Regions from separate parts of the Homo sapiens genome. Here region 1 is linked to region 2. A link is an interaction called in ENCODE POLR2A ChIA-PET data of the cell type or tissue named here. Cell type or tissue: OCI-LY7. All regions are shown on one strand. Each heading gives the region's core, and the rest is flanking DNA. Links, peaks and the distances in the headings are about the cores only.

Evidence for each region. Peaks named below come from ENCODE experiments on the same cell type or tissue, not always from the same donor. Only the 100,000 strongest peaks of a DNase experiment are listed, where the experiment ranks them.
Region 1: POLR2A ChIA-PET joins it to region 2 with 6 read pairs; 19 of 35 experiments call an interaction of 5 or more read pairs at or near these places.

What each region holds. Positions count from the first base shown.
Region 1 is chr3:20,188,582-20,199,105 of GRCh38, reverse strand. It overlaps the pseudogene RNY4P22. Among named protein-coding and RNA genes, the nearest start is that of SGO1, 7.6 kb to the right of the region's middle. In OCI-LY7, for the core only: no CTCF peak of the experiment used is centred there; no DNase peak of the experiment used is centred there.
Region 2 is chr3:20,050,808-20,060,640 of GRCh38, reverse strand. All of the region lies in intron 1 of KAT2B (lysine acetyltransferase 2B), which reads right to left. Among named protein-coding and RNA genes, the nearest start is that of KAT2B, 15 kb to the right of the region's middle. RefSeq lists enhancers at 1,559-1,728, 5,444-5,683. In OCI-LY7, for the core only: no CTCF peak of the experiment used is centred there; DNase peaks (open chromatin) are centred at 5,370 and 5,830; H3K4me3 peaks cover 1,950 bases; H3K27ac peaks cover 1,424 bases.

The sequences.
Region 1 (10,524 bases), core at 5,727-9,726, 140 kb before region 2:
TTCTACAGAAAGGTTGAGAAAGAAAATTCAACTTCAGTCAGGTAAGGAGCTAGATTGCAAAGGTCCTTGAAGATGAAGATGAAGATGAAGTCAGACCATCACTTTTCTGCTGGGTTACAGGAAGGAGATGTCCAGCCTCAGGAAGGAGGCCTGCCAGACTTAGGTGGGTATCAGGATCCCCATCACCAACTAGGAAGACTCCTGGTTTCTAGAGGCTTGTTTTAATGGAAGTTAACTCTCCTCTAGCCCAGTGGCTCATATATGTCATGTATTGTCACTAATCCTCAAAGGCTATTATTATTCCCATTTTGAAGATGAAGAAACTAGAGCCCAGAAAAGTTCAGCTCCTTGGCCAAGGTCAACAGGAAAGGCCAGGATGTAAAGTCTGTTTAACTCTGAGACATGCCTCTTGAGTATATCATGCAGTCTCATATGAACCTTTTTATCTTCTAATATAGATGCAAATACATACTGGAATTTTATTATGACAAATGTGAGATTTCATACCAGTAAAGAAATGGTGTTGGAACAAATGAACACACATCTGGAAAAGAAAAAGTAAGCTAAATCCCTTCCTCACTCTTATACCAAATTGAATTCCAGGTAGAGCAAAGATTTGACTATTAAAGTGAATCCATCAAATTTCTAGAACAAATCACAAGTGGAATTATTTATAATATTAGAGGGGAAAGGTCTTTATGAGCAGAAACCCAGAAACACAAATCCAGAAGCACAAAAATGAAAGATTGATACAACCAATACATAAATATTTAAAACTGCTACATGGCAAAAATACCATAAACAAAGTCCAACACAACTAATGGGAAAAATTATTTGTAATGTACATGGATGTCAGACAAATAGCTAATTTCTTTAATTTACTAAGAGCTAGTAAAAAAGTAAATAAGAAAAAGACAAACAGTCCACTTTTAAATCAGCAGAGACATACACAAGCAGTTTAAAGGAAAATAAAAGGACAGCTTGAATCAACTTAAATTGAGATTTTTCCCAATGGCACTCCAGGCCCTGTAGCCCTCTCAGGTGGTGGTAGATTCATTCCTTGCACCTTTGGACTTCCTCCAGGCCATTACTCCTCCCCTTACCTTTTCCTGTTTATAACTCTTTCAAGTCACTCCCCACATTCAGCTGTGACTTGTCAAGTGACTCACCGTCAATCCCTGCCATAAATGCCAGGGTACCTCAGTGTCCATATAGGCAAGCAATCAAATAAATGACCTCCTAGATCCTTGTCTTCTTCATCTCCAATGTCCTTGATTTTACCCTCGCCACCCACTCCGATGGGACACCTTGAACTTTTCATTTTCTGTAACTGCTCTTCAAACAACCCAGGCTCCTCTAATAAGAGTCTTTCCTTCTAATTTGTATTGTTAACTTTATCAGAACTTCAAGTTTATGAATACTTCTATTTTCTTTCAAGCCATTAGTCTTAACCACCCATCAGCTTTGTTTTTTTTTTTACTTGCTTACTTACCTATCTTAAATTCCATGAACGATTATTTTAGTAATATTCTTGCCAGTACCCTAAAATTACCCTCTATCCTTCTCTCCTAGGCCTGCATCAACCCAGGTACTTTGTTTTTTTTTTTATGCCTACAATCTACCACCAAGCATTAATGGAGGAAGCAATTGGGTCTCATTTTATATTAATAAATAATGGTTCTCTCTACCTATAGTCACATCTCAGGCCACTTGTTATTATTTCAGAGAAGACTTCCCAGATCCCCCTGGCTAAGTTGTCACCCTGTTATGTATGCTCTCGCAGTACTGTGTTCCTCTTTTTCATCACATTTATCAGAATTATAGTTTTACATTTATCTTACATTCTCGGATAAACATCTGTCTTCACCACGGGACTATAAGGCCCATGAAGATGACACCAGCTGGGAAGAAGATTTTCACTTTTCATTTTATTCTATTTTGTACTGTTTGAATATTGTAGCCATCTATTAAAGGATTTTTTTAGAGGTAAAATCATGACTCATACAAATTAAAATGAATTGATGTCAGAATTTGATTTAACTCATCAATTATTGAGAAAATCAGTAAGATGTTATAACCAGTTCAAAGGAGAATTTGAAGAATCACATGAATATGGAAAATCAGGAATACTAAAATGAATTTGTAAATAGCTGAAAAATAGATCTATCCTCAGGACAACAATTAATTGAATTCTACTGGACACAATCATCTGCATTTCTATGGACAAAAAAATCATTTGCATTATTCCCTATTTTCTACAATATATAAAGTTGTAAAATAGCTCCAAAACAATGAGAAGCTGAGATAAGCTGGAAGACCACACTCGAGATGACACATAGTAATATTTTTTAACTACTTTAAACTTTTTCACAATTTTTCTTGCTAAATCTATGTATGTTTATTATATGCTAATAGGTAAGTAAATTATTACCTAATTTTTAATAATGTCAGCAAAAGCTATCTACATAGAGGATTATGGTATACCCTTCTATAAGTGTTTATATACCAGAAAACTCATAAATTTAAAGAATTAATTAGATCATTTGTGTCTTTATTTACTTCTTATTTTACATTAAGCATAATATACTACAACATACGATTACTTGTATAAGTTATTGGTCCACCTAAAATTATTCCTCCCTACCAAATTTGCACTTACATATGCCATTGTGATAAAGCAATTGGTAGAAATCAAAATCAGTACTATACATTAAAACAGTGCTAGGTGTATATTTAGAATTAACACCATAACTATTATATGCCTGTTGTTTACTTTTAAAGACAAGAATTATCTATACCCACACAATGCTCTTAATTTGCCTAGCAATGATTACTCCAGTGTTCCCCTTCAGATGGAAAAAAAAAATTCAAAAGGTTACTACCCACAATTTGAATAAAGAAAAGGAAAAGTAGCAATTTCCACAGACTATTATTCTTAATTAAAATTTTTATTGAGCTAATTTTAGATTCTCATATAGCTGTAAAAAATAATACAAAGAAATCCCTCTCACACTTTGCCCAATTTACCCTGTTGGTAACATTTTGCAAAACTATCATATAATATCATATCCAGGATATTGACATTGAAATCTTAGTCAGATTTCCTCAGTTTGACTAGCATTCATCTGTTTTGTGTATTTTGTGTATGTGTGTGTGTGTGTTAAGTTATATTATTGCCTGTGTAAGCTTATATATCCACTACCACAGTGGAGATAAAACACAAGGGTCTAAATGTAAGAAGTAAAACTATAAAACTCTTAAAAGAAAATATAGATATAAATCTTTGCAACCTTGTATTAGTCAATGATTTCTGAGAGATGACATTAAAACCACAAGGAACAGCAAATAAATAAATCAGTAGTAATTGAGAATTAAATTTTCAATAAAGTTATGGAAATTTAAAATTTTGTGCTTCAAAGTACTCCATTAAGAAAGTGAAAGAACCAGGCATGTGGTTTGAGCCTATAATTCCAGCTACTTAGGAGGCTGAGGTGGGAGGATACCTTGAAGCCAGGACTTTAAGCAACAGAGGGAGACTCTGACTCTAAAACAAAACAAAACAAAAAAGGTTGGGCACGGTGGCTCACGCCTGTAATCCCAGCGCTTTGGAAGGCTGAGGCGGAGAGATCACCTGAGGTCAGGAGTTCGAGACCAGCCTGGCCAACATGGCAAAACTCCGTCTCTACGGAAAATACAAAAATTAGCCAGGCATGGTGGTGCATGCCTGTAATCCCAGCTACTTGGGATGCTGAGGCAGGAGAATCGCTTGAATCCAAAGTGGGGGCAGAAGTTGCAGTGAGCCAGGATTGTGCCACTGCACTTCAGCCTGGGCGACAAGAGTGAAACTCCACCCCAGAAAAAAAAAAAAGAAAGAAAGGAAGTGAAAGGACAACCCACAGAATGGGAAAAAATTTTTGTAAATCATTTATCTGGTAAAGGATTTTTATTTAAAATATGTAAAGAACGCTTACAACTCAATAATAAAGACAACCCAATTTTTAAAAATGAGCAAACTGTCTCATAGACATTCCTCCAGATAAGATATACAAATGACTCATAAGTACATGAAAAGATGCTTGATATCATTAACCATCAGAGAAATGCAAATGAAATCCACAGTGAGATACCATTCATACCCACTAGGATGGCTAGAATCAAGAAGAAAGATAATGACAAGTGTTGGTGCGTAAACAGAGAAATTGGAACCCTCATGTACTGCTGGTGGGAAAGTAAAATGGTGCAGCTGCTTGGGAAAGCAATCTGGCAATTCCTCAGATGATTAAACATAGAGTTACTATGTGACCCAGCAACTCCATTCTTAATATATATCCAAGAGAAATGAGAATATATGTCCATACAAAAACCTGTACACAATTGTTCATAGATGCATTATTCATAATAGTTAAAAAGAAAAAAACAAGCTAAATATCCATTAGCATATAAATGGATAAATACAAAGTGGCAGAAAAATACAATGGCATATTTCATTGGACAATACAAGGGAATGAAATATGGTTATGTGATACATTATAGATAAACCTTAAAATCATTATGCTAAGTGAAAGAAGCCAGTCACAAAAGCCCAAATATTCCATGATTACATTTATATGAAATGTATCAAGTAGGCAAATCTAGAGAGAGAAAGTAGACTAGTGCTGTAGAGGGAGAAATAGGGAATTACTGCTAATACTTACAGGATTTCTTTTTGAGGTGGTGGAAATTTTCTAAAATTGATTGGAAGAATGGTTGCAAATATCTGTGAATATACAAAAAAAATTGAATTATACACTTTAAATTGGTGAATTTTATGGTATGTGAATTATATCTCAATTAATCTGTTATTTATTTTTTAGAGGTTGGGGGGAAACGGTATATCACAAGGATCCTTCAGGTTGCCCTAAATCATACCTACCTTCTTCCTACCACTCCCTATCTTTATTTCTATTCCATGGCAAACACTAGTCTGCCCTCCTTTCTAAAATTTTGTCATTTTAAAAATGTTATGCGGTCATATAAAAGAACAAGATCATGGCTTTTAAATGAACATGGATGGAGCTGGAGCCTATTATCCTTAGCAAATTAATGCAGCAACAGAAAACCTTATACCGCATGTTCTCAATTATAAGTGAGAGCTAAATGATGAGGACTCATGAACAGAAAGAGGGGAACAACAAACACTGAGGGGTACTGGGTTTACTACCTGGGTGAAGAAATAATCTGTGCAACAAACCCCTGTGACATGAGTTTACCTATGTAACAAACCTTCATATATACCCTCCAACCTAAAATAAAAGTTAAAAAAAAGAAGAAAAACTTATATAAATGAGATGATGACTGAAGGAATAAGTGAATATAATGAAAAAGCTCAGAAGTTGGTTTGCCTCTGAAACTGATGTAATAGTTCAAAGTGATTAAATTAATTCTCATTTATTTAAAGAAATCACCAGTAATTAAACCTATAGATAGCATAGGTCTCTAGATATGATGCACAGAAAGAGCAAACACCACTTTGTATTCCTGTCAAAAATGAATAACCTGAATCTAACTTCAAGGAAGCACTGGAGAAACCCAAACTGGGGGACATTCTACAAAATAACTGCCCCATACTTTTTTTTTTTTTTGAGACAATTTCATTCCCATTGCCAAAACTGGATTGCAATGGTGTGATCTTGGTTCACTGCAACATCTGCCTCCCAGGCTCAAGCGATTCTCCTGCCTCAGTTTCCCAAGCAGCTAGGACTGCAGGTGCATACCACTGTTGCCAGCTAGTTTTTGTATTTTTTTGTAGAGACAGGATTTTACCATGTTGCTCAAGCTGGTCTCGAACTCAACCTCAAGCAATCCACCTGCCTTGGCCTCCCAAAGTGACTGGCCTATACTCTTAAACACTGTTGATACCAAGAAAGATAAAAGAAAGATTTGATGATCAGATTAAAGAATAAAGAAATGTGACAACTGAATGTAATGCAATATCCTGAATTGGATCCCGGGCCAAAAAAAAAAAAAAAAAAAAAAAGCCATAAACAACATTACTGGGAAACTTGACAAAATTTAAAGACAAACTGTTGTTTAGGTAGGAATATCATATCTATGTTAAATTTCCTGATTTTGATCATTATATCGTAAAAAATATCTTTGCTCTTAGGGAACAAAGACTATATATTTATGGGTACAGGTACATAATGTCTACAACTTACTCTCAACTAATTCATGGGGAAAAAACTATGTTTAGGCTGGTCTGATGGTAGTGGGTTATCAGAACTTATTAATATTAGTGTCACTAAGGTTGATATATAACCCCCCACTAAATTTGACTGGCTTAAAAAAAACTATGTTTATATATAAAGAAATAAACATGATGAAATAAATGAGGCAAAACTTTCACAATAGGTTGTTTTGACTAAAAAAATAGTTCTTTTTACTCATGCAAGTATTTTCTCTTTCTTTCTTTTTTTTTTTTTTTGGAGACAAGAGTCTCGCTCTGTCTGGAGGGCAGTGGCTCAATCTCAGCTCACTGCAAACTCTGCCTCCCAGGTTCAAGTGATTCTCCTGCCTCAGCCTCCCAAGTAGCTGGGATTACAGGCGTGCACCACCACACCTGGCTAATTTTTGTATTTTTAGTAGAGACGGGATTTCACCATGTTGGCCAGGCTGGTCTCGAACTCCCGGCCTCAGGTGATCTGCCTGCCTCAGCCTCCCAAAGTGCTGGGATTACAGGTGTGAGCAAGTTTTTTCAAAGCTTATGATTTTATCAAAATAAAGTTACTCACCCCTGAAAAAAAAGTATTATATAAATGGAATCATACAGTATGTAACCTTTTGGGACTGACCCTTTTCACTCAATATAATTCCTAGGAGATTCATCCAAACTGTTTATGTATCAGTAGTTCATTCCTTTTTATTTATTTCCCTTGGTATGGATGTACCATACTCTCATTCCCTTTTTGAAGTACATCTGGGATTATTCCAGTTTTAAATTATTATCAATAAAGCCTGTACTTATGTCCAAGTTTTTGTGCAAACGTAAGTTTTTGTTTCTCTAAGGGAAAAAATCCCCAAGAGTGCAACTGCTGGGTTATATGGTAATCAAATATTTAGTTTGTTAAGAAACTGTCAATTGTTTTGCAGTTACTGTATCATTTTATATTCCCACCAGCAATGTCTGAGTGATCCAGTTTCTTTGCATCCTCACCAGCATTTGCTGTTGCCATTATTTTTTTATTTTAGCTATTCTGATAGATGTGTAGTGCTATCTCATTGTGGTTTTAATTTTCATTTCCCTGACGACTAACCATGTCAAAACATTTTTTTCACAGGCTTATCTGACATCGGGTTATCCTCTTTAGTAAAATTTCTGTGCATGTCTTTTCCACATTTTCTTTTTTTCTTTTTTTTTTTTTTTTGAGACGGACTCTTGCTCTGTTGCCAGGATGGAATGCAGTGGCATGATTTCGGCTCACTGCAACCTCCGCCTCCTGGGTTCAAGCAATTCTCATGCCTCAGCCTCCCTAGTAGCTGGAAATACAGGCACACACTGTGCCACACCCAGCTAATTTTTGTATATTTAGTAGACGGCGTTTCACCATGTTGGCCAGGATGATCTTGATCTCCTGACTTCGTGATCCGCCCGCCTGGGCCTCCCAAAGTGCTGGGATTACAGGCATGAGCCACTGTGCCCAGCCTTGCACATTTTCTAATTGGATTGTTTGCTTTTTCCCTGTTGAATTTGGATATTTATATACTTATTATAAAGACTAGTCCTTTGTTGGATAGGTGGTATGTTAGTTTCCTAGGGCTGCTATTACAAATTACCACAAGTGGGGTCACTTAAAACGAAAGAAATTTATTCTTTCACAGTTCTGAAGGCCAGACGTCCAAAGCCAAGGTGTCAGCAGGTGGTACTCCCTCTGGAGGCTCAGAACGAAATCCACTCCTTGCCTCTTCCAGTTTCTGGCAGCTGTCGGCATTCCTAGGTTTGTGACATCTTTCCCTCTGCTAGTCTTCACATCACCCTCTCTGTGCCTGGCTTGTGGCCTCATGACTATAATTTCTATCTTCATCTTCACATTGCCTTCTCTCCGTATGTGTTAAATTTCTCTCTGCCTTATTCTTACCAGGCTGCTTGAGATGGAACTAAACACTGATTTTGATCGTACTCGACTATTCTTATTGTCCTTTTAATGCTTATATCCCTTTTAATGATCCATAAGTGTTTACTGGTTCATGATATCAGCACATGACACAAAACCAAAATTAGCAACAAAATAACATAGCATCAATAATTTGTGTTTCTAGCATAAAGCCTTAACAAAAATGACATAACTCTGGTATGTGTGTATGTATCCCTTTTCCTCTGGGACTTACACTCACATTAGCCATCACAAAGACTTCCTCACATCTGTATGTGGTAGGCCTTTAGACATTTGAATGATTTGACAAAGGTCAAAGCAACATCAATAAATGTAAATGTATTTAAAGTATATAGTATCATGATTAAGGACACAGGCCCTGGAGTCAGATTGACAGCAAAGCTTGTACCTGGCTTCATGCTTACTAGATTCACCACATTACGCCTCTATTTCTTCATCTGAAAAAATAGGTTTATAAGCTTTATCACAAGGATAAAATGAGTTAATTCATATAAAGCACTAGTATTTTCCTGGCAGAAAGTATGCCCTCATTCAGTGTTAGCTGTTATAATTCAACTAATTGTTCACATGTCTCGCTATGCTAAGAGAAATGGGAACCACTAAAAAAAAAAAAAAAAAAAAAGACATGAATTCCACTATACAATAAATAATAGCCTTATGAAAGCAATACATATGCATATTTCTGAAAAACACAAATGAAACATAAAAACAGCATAAAGTGCTATCTATTCCTTGTAGTCTTCTGCCCACTTTATGCATGTACAAACTCTCCAAAGCCTGTCACTATTGAGCTGAAGAAAGTACTAAACTAATAAAAGCAGACGTCAAAAAAATACAGTCACAAAACATTTTGATGCCTTGCTGTATTTCAGTTTTGAAAATTTTGGTCACCAAATTACTAATTTTTGTATTGCTATTCAAGTTAATCCGCACCACATTCCATGATAACTATTGTATTAAACTTTCTCAAAAAATTTTTTTAAAATATTAATTCCAGAGAGGAGACACATTAATATATTTTTGATTGTCAAATAAACAGAGAGGAGTTTAATTTTTTTCTTTAAAAATAAGGAGATCACAAGAGAACATGAACCAGAAAGAAATAATAAAATACAAAATAATAATATTGATAAAAATTCAGGAGAAGTCCAAGCATGGTGGTTCATGCCTGTAATCCCAGCACTTTGGGACGCCAAGGCAGGAGAGTGGTTTGAGCCCAAGAGTTCGAGACAAGCCCAGGCAAAATAGCAAGACCCTGTCTCTACAGATTTTTTTTTTTTAATTAGCTGGACATAGCAATGCATGCCTATGGTCCCAGCTACTCAGAAGGCTGAGGTGGTAGGATCACTTGAGCCTGGGAAGTTGAGGCTGCAGCAAGCCATGATCGCACCACTACCCTCCAGCCTGGGCAGCAGAGTGACAAACCCTGTCAGAAAACAACCACCACCACCAAGAAGAAATCAGAAGAAGATATCAAGTCTGTGCAGGACTTCAGCTCCGTAAATAAAAATCATAAAATCTGCACATAGTAATAAATGTTAGGAACAAGGCAGTTAAAGATTAGTAACAAGCAGTTTTATTGGGATTTTAGGAACTTGCAGGGGAGAATGTGAGTGCTCATTATATTTTAAATACATCATAAAGTTAAAACCAATGAAAGTAGAAATAACATGCATTCACATTTTGAAAAACCTTGAAAGTAATGCAGCTACAAATATTCACTATCATTTGAGAGCAAGCTTTTTAAGAAGTTAAAATGATTTGAATTATACCATAACTATTCTAAACATCTATTAAATTAAACAAAGAATTTTCACTAATTGGTTACCCTTTCATAGGTTCTTCTCAGTTTGTCAGCTAGATGATGTGTTCCTACACTGTACTTTGCGATATAATTAAACCATGGATTATCTCTGAATTAGGCTGGGTACAACTGTGATATAACAAAAGGGAGAAGTCGCAGAACATAGTCCAGCTGTTAATAGCATGGACTTTGGAGCCAGGCTTCCTGGGTTCAAACTCCAGTCCACCATTTAGTACTCTTTGAAATATGCATATTTTTGTTCAAAAAGGAATATGTGCATTCTTCCTGGGAAGAGTTGTAGTTTCCACAAAATTTTAAAAGAGCTATTGATTCCAACAGTAATTCAGTTCCCTAAAATCAGCGGCAGTAGAACATTTTGATGTACAAAAGTTACTCATGCTAGGACTCTGGTGGTATTTTCCCTCACTGCCCCTAAATTCAGCCATTTCTATTCTTTAGGGCTCTATAATAAACACCTGATTTGAAGTCTGACCCATTTTTAAATTGGGAACGGGGAAGACACCCCTCAAAAAGTCAGAACCTCAAAGCCTTTGGTCAGGGCCAGCTATA
Region 2 (9,833 bases), core at 4,230-8,229:
TACCACAGTTTGTTGTTTGTGTGTTTGTTTGTTTGTTTTTAGACAGAGTTTCTCTCTTGTTGCCCAGGCTGGAGTGCAATGGCGTGATCTCAGCTCACTGCAACCTCCGCCTCCTGGGTTTAAGAGATTCTCCTGCCTCAGCCTCCCCAGTAGCTGGGATTACAGGCATGCACCACCATGCCCAGCTAATTTTGTATTTTTAGTAGAGACAGGGTTTCTCCCTGTTGGTCAGGTTGGTCTCAGACTCCCGACCTCAGGTGATCCGCCCGCCTTGGCCTCCCAAAGTACTGGGACTACAGGCGTGAGCCACCATGCCCAGCCCACAGTTTTTTAAGAAACAACAATTTTTTCAAAAAGTTAAACATAAATTTACCACATGACCCAGCAAATCCACTAAGTATCTACCCAAGAGAAACAGAAATATATCCATACTAAGACTTGCATGCAGATGCCTCAGCAACATTATTCATGATAGCCAAAAGGCAGAAATAATCTAAATGCCCATCAACTAGTTAACGCATAAGCAAAATGTGTTCTAGTCATATAACGGATTATTACTTGCAATGAAAGATAAAGAAGTGCTGACATATGCTACAACATGGATGTATCTCAAACACATTACACTCGGCATAAGAAGCCCATCATAAAAGGCCACATACTGTATACTTCCATTTACATGACCATCCAGAAAAGGCAAATTTATAGAGACAGAAAGATTAGTGGTCATCTGGGGTGGGGGGTAGGAACAGGGTTAACTGTAAATGGACCCAAGGATCCTTTGGAGGTGATGGAAATCTTCTAAAAGGTAGATTGTGGTGATGATTGTACAACTTGTCAATTTCTTAAAAATCATTGAATTGTACACTTAAAACTAGAGAATATTATGGTACCTAAATCATAACTCAGTAAAGTTTTTTTTGTTTTTGTTTTTGTTTTGAGATGGAGTCTCGCTCAGTCGCCCAGGCTGGAATGCAGTGGTACGATCTCGGCTCACCGCAAGCTCCACCTCCCAGGTTCACGCCATTCTCCTGCCTCAGCCTCCCAAGTAGCTGGGACTACAGGCGCCCGCCACCACACCTGGCTAATTTTTTGTATTTGTAGTAGAGGTGGGGTTTCACCGTGGTCTCGATCTCCTGACCTCGTGATCCACCTGCCTCGGCCTCCCAAAGTGCTGGGATTACAAGCGTGAGGCACCACGCCTGGCCTTTTTTTTTTTTTTTTTTTTTTTGAGACAGAGTCTCTGTCGCCCAGGCTGGAGTACAGTGGCATGATGATCTCAGCTCACTGCAACCTCCGCCTCCCAGGTTCAAGCGATTCTCCTGCCTCAGCCTCCCGAGTAGCTGGGACTACTAGACGCATGCCACCACGCCTGGCTAATTTTTGTATTTTTAGTAGAGACGGGGTTTCACCATGTTGGCCAGGCTGGTCTCGAACTCCCGACCTCAAGTGATCTGCCCACCTCAGCCTCCCAAAGTGCTGGGATTACAGGTGTGAGCCACATGCCCAGCAAGATATTTTAATAATATTTTTAAAAAACAACACCTGGAGTCCACTGTAAGCAGCTGGGATTGCCAGAAGTTTTCTCTTTGGAAATGAGCAGTTTGAATTATGCTGATGTAATTAGGAGTAGTGCTTCTCAAACTCCAATCTACTCAGGAATCACCTGGAGATCTCATCAAAATGAAGATTAAGATTCAGTGGGTGTCGGGTGGAACCTGAGATTCTACATTTCTAAAAGTTCCTGGGTGAAGACCACTCTTTGAGTAGCCAAGATTTGAAGAGATAAAGATGGTTTGACTTCAGCAACACCTTTCTCTTCTCCCTGAATTAACTTTAGCTTTTCATATACAGATTAAATGGTTCAGTAATCCTTCCCTGGGACACAAGCCCTTTTTCTTCCTCCACTGTGTGACAATCCTTCCAGTTCACACAGTTGTACATGGAAGGCCAGCAGAAGATACCATAATGCTATGACTTCAAGCTGGGATTTTTAAACTATGGGAACTTTAAAAATCTGACACAAGTGAAAAGAGGAAAGTATACAGGGTGGGGATCAGGGTTCCCTCAGGAGAACAAAACTGCCTGGGATTGAGATAGAAATAGAATTGTAAGAGAGAAAAGATAACTAGTGAGGTAATTCACTATCAGAAGCATCTCTGAAAACCTTTTTTTTTTTTTTTTTTTTTTGAGACAGAGTCTCGCTCGTTGCCCAGGCTACGGTGCAGTGGCGCAATCTCGGCTCACTGCAATGTCCGCCTCCCAGGTTCAAGCAATTCTCCTGCCTCAGCCTCCCGAGTAGCTGAGATTATTGCCCACCAACACACCCAGCTAATTTTTGTATTTTTAATAGAGACGGGGTTTCACCATGTTGGCCAGGCTGGTCTTGAACTCCTGACCTCAGGTGATCTGCCTGCCGTGGCCTCCCAAAGTGCTGAGATTACAGGCGTGAGCCACCGCACCTGGCTGAATACCTTAATTTATGAGTGCCATTTTGGTCTGTGAAGCCACAAGGAATCAAAAAAACAAATATTAAAGAGTGGTCAAGGCTACAGAAAGAGAGTGGAAAGCATATCATGAGGAAATGACCCAAGACAAAACAACCCAGGTATAAATAAACACCTCATTCAAATTCTTCTCATCTATGCTCTCCATGGTTACTCCAAAATCAAATCAACAGAAAATCTTCATGACATCCCTGTCTGGAAGAAATCCTTGTGTTTATGCTGGAGTTGAATAAGAAACTGCCCTCCCTTTGCTAAATATTATAATTAGGTCCCGCTGACTGAAAGGTCTGGAACCCCCTTGGCAGGCTCTCTGAAGATGCTGGAATGGCTCCAGTTGTTACCAAATAGCCTAGGGGTTGGCCAGACCCTTCATTACATCCGAGTGACCTCTCCAGGAGCAAACCTAAGCATGCATTACCCCTGAAAAGGCCTCAGGAGGTCCTGGGTGACACTGGGGCCTAGAAACTAGTACCCTGGAATGCTAAATCCAAGACAATTTCTTTCCATTTAATACACACACACAGAATTTATCAGAAATTATCTGTCAAAATGCCAGAGCAGTCAGCTCAGACTTCGACACAGTGGAAAGATCTGTCAAACTGCTTGGCTAACATTGAGCAGTTCAGACAACCAGCTGACTAATAGAATTTTTCACCCTTCCGCCTGTTGTTTTGGCACCAAATCAACCAGGATGAGCAAAATAAGTAGTGCCTTATACGTTGTTTCCTTGGACAGCTCACGTTCTCATGGTATCAGTCATTATCTGAGATGATGACTCTCACATCCACATAACCAGCCCAACCTGTAAAGCAGAACTTCCAGCCCTCATTTCTAACTGCTTACATCCAGCATTTCTGCCCAGTCAGTTTTACAAAAAGGCTTGCCCTCCATCCCAATACTCCCTTTTCAACTACCCTATTCCCTTTGTTGGCACTGTCCTTCTCCCAGCTCCTAAGGTTAATCTGCACTCAATGCCCTCATCCAGGCCACCTGATTCTTCTTTCAAACTCTGTCAGATCTATACCTTCTCCATTCTCATTGCCAGGGCCCCAGTTCAGGCCCTTATCAGCCAACTAGAAGAAATACTTCCTCCCCTCTTCCAATACATTCCCACTCCCAACCTTCCTCCTAATACCAGCTCACATCACTGTACTCTAAAATGCCACTTAAGAACGTCAAGCATTTGTGTTTACTACTTTCCAAGGCAATTGCAGTCCAAATCATGTTATGTTCCCCTCCCAACAACCCTGTAGGACAAGTAATTCAATGCTTAGAGAAGGGGTGTGGCTTGCCTGAGTTCACTCAGCTGGCAAAGAACAAGAAGCCAACATCAAAACCTAGAACTCCTCTGTGGCATTCTAAAATACCTTGTGCCTCCTCCTTCTTAAAAGGCAAGGACACTATTATCAAATGGATTCAGTCCAAAATTTTCTACCTGAAATTCAAGACCTTCTATCAACTCATTTCTTCCTAACCTAGCAGACCCTATGTCCCAGTTTCTCTTTGACCATATTTCTCTTTTCCTCCAAGTTGGTTAGCCTCTTTATTAAAAACAATAATTATTATTTAGCATTGTTTTAATTGTAACAGTAACTGACATCTATGAGGCATTCAGAATGTCCCAGATTCTATACCAAGTTACTAAATACATTATTTCATTTTATCCTCAAAATAGCATTTGTCTATTAACAGACATATCTAATGTATCACCTCCAACAAAGAACTCTTTATTCTTACCCAAACCTGCTTCTCCTATGGTATTCTCTATCTTGGTAAATGGAACTACCATCCATTCAGTTGCTCAGGCCAAAAACCTGGACATTATCCTTCATTTCTGTCTTTTCATCACCACCTCCCTTGTAACAAATTAAGTCCTGTTGCCTCTACCCTTACAATATAGCCCAAACTAATTCTCACCCCTCCATTCCTGCTACCCTAGCCCAAGACACCATCTACTCATACCTAGACTATAATAACTTCCAACTGGCCCTCTTTATCTACTGTTTCTCTCATATACTTTATTCTTCTCAGAGCAGCCAGAGGGGTCACTTCAAACCGGAAATCTAATTTGAATTCACTGGAAACAGCCCAGATGTCCATAACAAGTCAACAGATAAACAAACTAGTACGTCCATACAGCAGAATACTCCTCAGCAATAAATAGAAATTAACTACCAATGCATCCAACACCACGGATTAATCTCAAAAATATACTGAGTGAAAGAACAGTATGTACTATGTGGTAACATTTATATGAAAAATAGCTAAATTAACTTAAAGTGACACAAATCAGATCAGTGCTTGCTTCCAAGGGAGAGAGACTTGAATGGCAAGGAGCAGGCAGAAATTTTCTAGGGGGATGGAAAAGTTCTGTCTTGATACGTATTTGTTGAAACGTATCAGAACTAAAGATCTTGACATCACTGTGTAAAAATTATATGTTGGCAATCTGGCCCCCATTTATCCCTTCCACCTAATCTCCTACACTCATACCCCCCACCCCACCCACCTCCATCTAGCCACACAGGTCTCCTGACAGGCCTCACACACGACAAGCCACTTCTGGCCCCAGAGTCTTTGCACGGCACCCTCTTCCTCACTTCTTATCATGCAGGCCTCGGTCCGTGTCCCTTCTGCAGAAGGATTTCCTGGGCATGTATCTAGAGGAATTCCCCAGGCATTCTCATTTAATTCTCTGTTTTCATTCTCTGCGAGGCACTTACCACTTTCTGTTATTTTCTGGCTTATTGTCTGCTTCTGCTACCAGAAAGCAAGCTCTGCAAGAATAAGGACCCATCTGTCACTGTATCACCAGCATCTAAATCAACACCTGGCACATTAAATAACAATTTGTTGAGTAAACGGAAAAAGTTGACATATATCACTGTCTCCACATTACAGCTGCGAAATCTGAGGCTTGTAAAGCATAAGTAACCTCCCCATAGTCACACATCAGGGTTCAAACCCAGGCAGTCTGGTGCCCAGGTCCATGTTCTAAACTACTCTCACGTCTGGCTCACAACAGTTTTGCTTCTCTGCTTGGTTTTACTCTGTTCCCTCTATCTGGGCTGGGTCTCTCTCCCACCCTTTCACCTCCCCCTGGCTCACAATGGTTTCTCTCTGCATTGACTTCATGCTTGATTATTCATTTTAATTTTTCTTTCACTTAATATCTGTCTCCTCAACAAGAAAAGGGCTCCTTGTGGCTTTTGCTTCCTTTTGCACATGTAGCAGAGAAGTGGCCACAGGCCCCTAACCGGTGCTCACAGATGTGTTCCTTTCGAGGTGGGATGAGTCAGGTAGTCCTGTGAGTATGTGCCAATCCTGGGTTACATGACTCACTTCATTATTTCAAAGTATGCTGACCTTGGCATCTTTGGCATTCTGCCATCTAGTTTCAACACCAGCTTGTCAGAGCTGATGCAAATTGGCACTGCCACCATCAATCACTATGATATTACTCAGGTCTCATCCTTGTACTTCTGGAACCTCCTGCATACCACACAAACCTCGCAAAAAGCTGCACAAGCCAAGAGTACACAACGCATGGGGACTGATTAGGATGGCATGGAATTTAATGGAAGCAACCCCATACAACTTGCCCTGAGGTTACTGACAAGATTACCCTAAACCTCCTCCTGATATTAGGTGATGTATTGTTCCAAGTGGACCATTAGAGACATTATTCACACTTTTTTCCAAAATAAATGCATCCATCTCCTTCACATCTGTAATCAATCCCAGCACTTTGGAAGGCCGATGAGGGTGGATCACGAGGTCAGGAATTCAAGACCAGCCTGGCCAAGATGGTAAAACCCCGTCTCTACTAAAGATACAAAAATTAGCTGCGTATGGTGGCAGACCCCTGTAATCCCAGCTACTCAGGAGGCTGAGGCAGAGAATTGCTTGAACCCAGGAGGCGGAGATTGCAGTGAGCCAAGATCGCGCCACTGCACTGCAGCCTAGGTGACAGAGCGAGACACCGTCTCAAAAAAAAAACAAAAAAACAAAAAACAAAAACAAAAAAAAATAAGTCTAAAGCCGGACACAATGGCTCATGCCTGTAATCCCAGCACTTTGGGAGGCCGAGGAGGATGGATCACTTGAGGTCAGGAGTTTGAGACCAGCCTTGCCAACATGGCGAGACCCCATCTCTACTAAAAATACAAAAATTAGCTCGGTGTGGTGGTACATGCCTGTAATCTCAGCTACTTGGGAGACTGAGGCAGGAGAATCACTTGAACCTGGAGATGGAAGTCGCGGTGAGCTGAGATCATGCCACTGCACTCCAGCCTGGGCTACAGAGTGAGACTCCATCTCAAAAAAATAAAATAAAATAAAAATAAATAAAAAATAAGCCTAAATGGTAAAGGAACAATTAAAGAAAGTCTATTGTAGACTTTAAAGTGGGCCACAAAGTAACAAAAAATATAAATAGTAGTTTAAAGAATGCCTTCATATACAATTGATTTTTAAGTTTACTAATATAATACAGACTTCTAGAATATATGCTAAAACTTTGTCTCACTTTGTAGCTTTTAACTCACTGATCTCATAACACTCATATACCTTCCTGAGTTTTTTTGTTTTGTCTTGTTTTTTGAGACAGGGTCTCACTCTGTCACCCAAACTACAGTGCAGCAGCACACTCACGGCTCACCACAGCCTCGACCTCCTGGACTCAAGTGATCCTCCTGCTTCAGCCTCCTGAGTAGCTAGGACTACAGACATGTGCCACCATGCCCAGCTAATTTTTGTATTTTTATAGAGATGGGGTCTCATTATGTTGCCCAGGCTGGTCTCAAACCCTTGAGCTCAAGCAATCTGCCCACCTTGGCCACCCAAAAGTAGGATCCCACACCTGGGATTACAGGCGTGAGCCACATTCCTGGCCTTAAGAATTTAATTGTAACTTGCAGAAGAGGAAACAGTGGTTGGAGAGGATTAAAATATAGGTGATTCCTCTTTGCTTGATTTGTAGGAGACGTTCAGGCCATAAGATAACTGTTGCTTGTCATCAAGTCTGCCATGAACCAAGGGGAAACACACTTAACTATGAGTAAGTGTTGTTCCAGCTCCAGCTGGAGGCTGCCCTGCTGCAGACCACAAAGCTAGCTACTAAACCTCCCTGCACCTTAGTTTCCTCATCTTTCTTTTTTGAAGACGGAGTCTAGCTCTTGTCGCCCAGGCTGGAGTGCAGTGGCGCAATCTCAGCTCACCGCAACCTCCGCCTCCTGGGTTCAAGTGATTCTCCTGCCTCAGCCTCCCGAATAGCTGGGATTACAGGCACCTGCCACCACACCTGGCTAATTTTCGTCTTTTTGTTTTTTTAGTAGACATGGGGTTTCACCATGTTGGCCAGCCTGGTCTCAAACTCCCGACCTCAGGTGATGTGACCACCTCAGCCTCCTAAAGTGCTGGGATTACAGGCATGAGCCACCGTGCCCGGCCTCTTTTTCTCTCTTTTTTTTTTTTCTTTTTTTTAAGAGATGGGGTCTCTCTCCGTAGCCTAGGCTGGATCACCAACTCAGCCTCCTAAAGTGCTGGGATTACAGGCATGAGCCACCATGCCTGGCCATCTTTACAATACAGTTTCCTTTCCACCAATCTCACAAAGCCTGTGAATATCAAATTACCAATTTATTCAACAAATATTTATCAAGTGCCTACTATGTGCAAGGTATGATCCACCCGAGATATGAATTTAATGGAAAATTTAATGGAATTTAATCCCCAGTACAACTTGTCTGTTTCTCCTATGGGCTGAGGCCTTATGGGCTCCATGAACCCAAATCTCCGCTTCATGGAGCTTCTATTGTCATAAGGAAAACAGATAGGAAATCATTTTTTAAAACATAATTTCCAAATATTAAGAAGTGCAGTAAAGGAAAACAAAACAAGATAAGATTATAGAGTGATAGATGGGGTGCTGCTACTTTAGACCGGAGAGTCAGGAAGGCTTCTCTGAGAAGCTGGCATTTAAGAACAGACTGGAATGAGGCTTTGAGAACAAGATACAGAGATACATGGCAGAGAAAAGTGTGCAAAGCAGCAGGTAACCACATGCACAATTAGATGCTAGAGATGAATGTGATTCAAAATTATAAAAGACTTGATTCCATTTCAATTATAACTAGGTGATAAATTATCTTAAGAAGTTTGAACAGGAGGTACCTGAGCAGAAATCTTCCAAAGCAGCCCATGGAATTTAATGTTAAATGAATAAATAAATGGCAATAGATATAACACCCCATGTGTGCAAACACACAATCTTTAAGTAAATTCCCATTTTGTTAAATATACCAATTACGGAAAAGACTAATTTATAAGTGGATGGTTCAAATGAATCAGCCATTAAATAACGAGCTCATCATATATTCAATACTACTTTTCAGGGACAGTTGTTATGAAAAATCTTTGTGGAGCTGTAGAGTAATCTTTGCTTCTCACTGTCATTCCTGGGGAGAGGGTGGCATTTAATGGCCTCAGCAAGTAGTTCTAGAGAACACAGGACTGAATGTTCTCTTTCCAACATCTCTATCAACTAGGCCCACATAAGAAAGGTGGCATTGCCCACTGGAGCTTTATGTACTGGGCTCTGCCAGCCTTTTAGGAAAGCTGCCATCACTCTCAACATGTATGGTTCTGCATGGCTCACCGACTACAACGTATAGCAACTCTAGTCATCTTCCAGAACCAGGGACAAGTGGCAACAGGATTTCACATGAATATTTACCAGTAAGGACTCACCAATACGGACTCCAGGGGAGAAGGAGCTATGCAGGCTAGACATACTACCAGCAGTGACATCATCAGCCCACATGCACCCACCTCCTTATCATTCTACCTCTCTTCCTTTCATATTCCTTATCTACATCTACTTGGCCAAGTACCCCTCCTTGATTTGTTTTTTTTGTTTGGGTTTTTTTTTTTTTTTGAGACAGAGTATTGCTCTGTCACCCAGGCTACAGTACAGTGGTGTGATCTTGGCTCACTGCAACCTCTGCCTCCTGGGTTCAAGCCATCCTCATGCCTCAGCCTCCCAAGAAGCTGGGACTACAGGTGTGTGCCACCATGCCCAGCTAATTTTTGTATTTTAGTAGAAACAAGGTTTTGTCATGTTGGCCAGGCTGGTCTTGATTTCTTGGCCTCAAGCGATCTGCCCACCTCGGCCTCTCAAAGTGCTGGGATTATAGGCATGAGCCACCATACCCGGCCACCTCCTTGATTTCTTATCCACATTCCTGCCCTCCTGGGTTCTTCCAAATATGACTATCAAATTCCCATCCTTTCTTTCAAAAGCTTAGTTAAAGATTCATCCCATAGAAT